Linked DNA regions of Homo sapiens: region 1 is linked to region 2. The links are chromatin loops, found by intact Hi-C in ENCODE. Cell type or tissue: pancreas. All regions are shown on one strand. Links, peaks and the distances in the headings refer to the core of each region. The heading gives the core; the rest is flanking DNA.

The links. Peaks named below come from ENCODE experiments on the same cell type or tissue, not always from the same donor. Only the 100,000 strongest peaks of a DNase experiment are listed, where the experiment ranks them.
Region 1: it touches region 2 in a loop (2.5-fold over the local background); 5 of 110 quality-filtered maps call a loop at or near these places.

What each region holds. Positions count from the first base shown.
Region 1 is chr13:51,433,532-51,436,459 of GRCh38, forward strand. All of the region lies in intron 3 of INTS6 (integrator complex subunit 6), which reads right to left. Among named protein-coding and RNA genes, the nearest start is that of INTS6, 18 kb to the right of the region's middle. In pancreas, for the core only: a CTCF peak has its summit at 1,643; no DNase peak of the experiment used is centred there.
Region 2 is chr13:51,593,520-51,596,447 of GRCh38, forward strand. The region is part of intron 1 of WDFY2 (WD repeat and FYVE domain containing 2); the gene reads left to right. It also overlaps the pseudogene RN7SL413P. Among named protein-coding and RNA genes, the nearest start is that of WDFY2, 11 kb to the left of the region's middle. In pancreas, for the core only: no CTCF peak of the experiment used is centred there; no DNase peak of the experiment used is centred there; H3K27ac peaks cover 1,048 bases.

The DNA.
Region 1 (2,928 bases), core at 169-2,668, 160 kb before region 2:
AGAGGCAAGAGATTAATCATACTTCTAATTAAAGAAAAATAATCTACCATGTAGCAGACTCATATAGATGATGACATCCACCCGAAAGGTAATACTTTTTAAAGGCCCATGTCTACAAAATTAAGTTAAAATATATTAAAACTTAACAGAAAGTCTGAGTTATTAAATTTAATTAAGCTAAATTCAAACACTAAAACCAAAGTTACTTTTTCTTAGACAACAAAACAAAGCTTTTAGTTGAAACTTGACTAGTCTTACACAAAATACTCTCCACAGAGGATACCCTTAAACGGGCCTGAAATTACTATAATAACAATAACATTACTGCTATCGTCTTGATAATAACAATAAAGCACTTATCTCATTTGACCCTAAAAAAACTTAGTGAGGTAAAATATTCAGGGAGATTAAATGATATAACTCAAGGTGGCCTAGATGGTGGCAAAGCCAGAACCTTATTAAGCTATTCTAATTCTAAAATCCACATGGTCTTTCTGTACCACCTGGAGGTCCTATTGGCAGCTGCTAAATTCTCTTGGACATAATTCCATACTAACCTGGATTGTGCCATATTTACCCAACAAGGAATGGCATTATAATCAGATTGTTTTGTTTTTAATATATCCTTTCTGCAATAAAATTAACTATAGTAAAACTATTCCTTTACTTGGTAGATTCCTGTGATTCTGTAATTACTTAGCCATTAATTTCTTGATGTATAAAATCAGTGTATCTTCCCCCAACACACACTGAAACAAAACACAATATATACTAATGTTTACTTTTAAAAACAATATAACTTCAACTTTCAGAGAGTATATACACAAACACAAGATAAAATAATAAGTTCTTTAGTGACTTTAAATTTTGGAAAAGTCAGATAAAGATCAAACATAGAAAAGAAAAAAGAAAAATATTATTATCATCCTCATTGTACCAATTATCCCGCCATGCCTAAGATTCTTTCCCCTCTAAGATTAAAGAGCTTAGTCAAGAATCACACTAAGAAAAGCAATAATCAGTTACTACAAAAATTAGAATAATGATTAAGTTAATGTAATTTATACACACAAGGTTGTTTTATTATTTCTTCAGGAAAAATGTGCCCCCATCTCTATTATATAAATGTTTGACATTAACAAATTTATTTAAGCATGAATTTCTACATCACTAGCAGAAAGTGAACATGTAGCTCCAAGAAAGTTTTCTTATATACTGTTTTGCACTGTTTTGTTGCTGCATAATGTCATCTTTCTCTGTCAACATTGTTTACCCAGCAAATTAAAAAAGTTTTAGTTGTCTGCCAGTATTGTTTTTTGTCATGTTTTACAAAAAAATAAAGTTTTAACACCTCCAAAGTCTAAATGAGAGTTACAACTTAATTACTGCAATATAATGTTATTCACTATCTGGTGTCAAGCCTACGCAATTTAATAATTCCCAAATCCTTATATTTAAGAGCAATTATTTTACATTGTTATTCCTAAGTAAGTATGTTTATAAAGTCACTCAGTTGGGAGACAATCCTTTAGAAGTTCTGTCAATATTCACCTTGGCCATAAAGTTATAAGTAGCCTTTATCATAATTATAATGATATATTTAAAACAAAAAAAAAATCTAAGCTCTGCTACAACAAAGACAGCCAGTAGAGGGACTAAAAGTTTACTTTTGCTATTAGCAGAATAAATTCACGTTTTACTCTCAGAGCAGTGGTTCCTGTCATAAAGAAATCCAAACATATCACTAGAAAATATAATGCAAAATATAATGTTCTAGCTCTAGAGCTACTTACTAACAGGAGTCAATCTGTCATTAAAAATTTTTCATTTTAATTTTGGTCAAAAACCTCAAGTAAGAGTTCTGCCACAAGATAATATAAAGCAAAACCTTTTACTTCACTTAAAATTTCCTATTATAGTTCTCTCAACAACCAATTACCATGGTGTTAAATTACTCAGTTAAAGCATAAAATCTCAATAATAAGAAAATTTAAAGAATTAATGTAAACAGATATTATCTATTATAACCTATGTTATTTTTGAAAGAAAATGCTTTTGCAATGTTACAACAAATTTTGAAAAAAAATTTTGAAAATACTAAGAAAAGGTAATTTCCTCCAAATATAAACTAACCTGATCTCAGGAAAACAATTATTTTCACTTACCTAAGAAACTGAAAATGTAGTGGAGGAGGGGCATAGGAATGCTACCTTACCCTTAAACGGGTCATAAAATCTTCTGATGTGCTAATCATGTTTGTCAAGTCAATAATTCATTGTCATTAATACTGTTAATTTTTTTAAAGGTGGAGGAGGTTCATTAAATTATAGGGATAAATACACAAACTGGGTAATAACATATTACAAACAAAACAGAATTACTTAAGTCAATAAAGGCCTAACATGCTTATATTTAAATCAATATTCCAAGGCCAGAATTACAAATTTCACATTTGTTTTAGATTTCAGTAAGATTATTATTTTTATTGTTAAAATCTCAGGTAGTGTAGTATAAATGAGTCTTTTGATGTCAAACTCTAAAATATTCATCTTAAGACATTAACCCTTGTAAAACCTTTGACCACATAAAAAAGATCTCTGAAGGATACGTTAGAAACTGATTAGCCATGGTTGCCTCCATAGAAAGGAAGTAAACAATTGGGTAACTTTTTATAATACTTCAACTTTTTTTTAACCATGTGCATTTATTATATGTTCAAAACAAATACTCTTCAAAATTAAAAATGTGTTTGGTATTCTAAAATAAAATCTGCTAGAATATAAAAATCTGGTAACAGAATACATTAAGGTCTACAGCTACAGAAAACATGTTAGAATTCCACAGTATAAGAAATATATTTTTAGTTTCAAGTAACTCCGTTACACGACTGTGTTCCGATACAATTCCTTTATTCAACCACGTAATTCC
Region 2 (2,928 bases), core at 284-2,783:
TATGAGAATGTTAGTTTTGCCATACCTGACCAGCCATGGATATTATTATTTTAAAATTCTTTTTCATAATTTGCTTGATAAATGGTGGTACTTTATTGATGTTTAATTTGTATGTTTTTGGCTGACTGGTGAATATTTTTCTGTTCGTTTATTTCTAGTTATTTTTCCTTTTGTGAATTGTCTGTTTCTGTCCTTTGTCCATTTCTCCATTGAAGTCTCTTGGTTCTTCTTAACAATTTCTTTTACATATATTCTATAGATATATTAAGAATATTAACCCCAGGCCTGTTATATATCCAGATATATCTTACATTTTGTTGTTTGCCTTTTCATTTTTTGTATAGAAAACATTTACTTTTAAGTTTAGCTGTCAAAATTTATTTTAAAAATTTTAAAATGAGAGACAGGGTCTCACCACGTTGTTCTGGCTGCAGTGCAGTGGCCATTCAGAGGCACATTCCCACTACTGATCAGCAAGGGAGTTTTGACATGCTCTGTTTCCGACTTGGGCCAGTTTACCCCTTCTTAGGCAACCTGGTGGTCCCCAGCTCACATGAGGTCACTATATTGGTGTCTAACTTAGTGTGGACACCTAATTAGCATAGCACACTATAGCCCAGAACTTCTGGGCTCAAGTGAACCTCCTGCCTCAGGTTACTGAATAACTGGGACTACAGGTGTGTGCCACCACACACCTTTTTTTAATAATTGAAATTTCTTCCATCACTCCTAATTTTTGAAAGTAACGCTTTTCCTAGGGAGCCACTGATACTCATTTTTCTTTCATCTTAGTTATATAATTTGATGAAAAAATAACTTTTTGATTGGTTTGAAGTGTATTTCATTAGGTGGCATAATTTGGGAAGTATAAATGGATTTTCCTAAAACTTGCTGTTAATTATTTCTACATTACTTATTGAGTGGTCCTTATATTTTCTTTTGTATTTATTTGTGAAACGACTTTTATCACAAATTTCAGTTCTCATAATCAGCAGGGCCTGCTGTGGCCTCTGTTGTGTCTTAGGGAATCTCTTTGCCTCTTTTAGCACCAGTTCTACACTTTTAATTATTGTAGCTAATGAGTTTTTCTTGATTGCTTGCCACTATGTGTCTGCAATGATAGCCCTAATCTCTCTGTCCAGGTCATCTGGCTAATGGGAAAGGAATCAGATATTGGCTCTTTCCAAAGCCTTAGGATTTTACAGTCTCAGTTTCCGTGTCTGCAAATTGGGAGTAATGACTCGTCCTAGTGTTGTTGGGAGGTTTACATGAGATGATCTTCCTGCAGCACCTGCAGCACCTGCAGCACTTGGAGCATAGTTGGTGCTCAGTGAAAGTTTGTTTTATTTTTTGTTTATAACACCAGCACACCTCTAAGCAGGTAAGCTTTTTCTGTTGCCATGGTTCCATTAAGACTATTTTAAGACTCACTTTGGATGTACAGAGTTTGGTCTGTTGAACTTTTTTTTGTTTTTGTAGAGTTCTGAGCCCCTTTTTTCTTCTCTATTATAGAAGGGCGAGGTTAACTCTGTCATCTTTATACCACCACTTTCCAAATTTGCCCTGTGACAGCCAGTGGTAAGGAGAGGTGTGTAGTGGGTGGGTGCTGTGTTCTCCTTTGCAGGCTTCTATCTCTCTCTTCATTTGCTATCTTGCCCTGAAATGGTATGTCCCTTGTCCCCACTGGTCTCCTGGACAGCAGGGGCTGTGTCTTCCATGGCTTCCATAAGGAATACACTTAGGGAAGGATAAAAGTTTAACTAAATTGTTCTTAACCGGAAGCTTAGGCATTATAAACTGGCAACTAGCAGACTGAAGTCCACCGTTGGACAGATTTTGAGTGGTCCACACACAGTGTTTTTAGAAGTTTTGAATTTGTCGGCAAGGTTTAAACATATGGACTTCACATAAACACCCAGATTGCCAGCTTCTCTTGACACATGGGAAGACGGAGCTGTGCCAAGCCATGAAATTATCGCCTGCAGACCCCTTGCTCCTGCTCTGCCTGTTGGGGCTAAGGTCCTCTGAGCTGGCCATGAGAGGTGAAGATATGCTGCCATGGCTGCCTGCTGGTGGGAAAGCAGCACACGAGACCCAGAAAGCCTTCCTCTAAAATCTGAAATGCTTCCCCTTTTTTGGACTAAGTAGTTAGAGCTTTGATATTTAGAAGAAGAAAAAGAAAAAAGAAATCAAAAGATAGCCAGAAAGCTCATGTTTCTAAAAACTTAGATGTGGGCCAAGGGAGGAAGCATATAGGTAAAAAATCAAGACACCTTTTATAACAGATGCTGATGTACCCAGTAAATATATAAATAAAGGTGGGTATTGGTAAATTAAGGACGGCATTTACCCTTCCTGATTCCCTCTCTGGAGGCATTTTTTTGGGGGCCAGGGACTGGAGTCAGAGAAGCCTGGATTTGACTCTTTGCTCTGCCACTTCATATTTAAATACATTTAAATTCTAGTTTTAGAAAAGCTTAGATTACATTGTTGCTTTTTATTTTGTGCATCTGGATTAATATTCCTGGAGTCAGTTTACATGCCTTGCTGTTAGAATCTCAGTAACCTGTTTTAGTGTTCGTTGGGGGAGAAGGAGTGTTGGAATGGCTAATTCATTTCATTATATTTCGATTTGGGGGATATTTTTGAATTTATATTTGAATAATTAATTCTCTTTACATGTCAGAGCTTAGATTGTTAAACAGTTTTGAAAGATGAGTAATTTTTATCTAGAAAATAAAATTAAATTAAGGAGGTTAATCTGCATGCATAGTTAGCTGAATTGGCATGCTGTTTGAATGGATTAAATTGGTTTGGAGTTTGGTTGCAGTGTGACTTTTCTGACTTATTTTTCTTATTGAGCTTCCATTTGGGAAATTTCTGTCACATCAGATATGCAAAATATAAATCTTTGAGTTCGATGTGGAT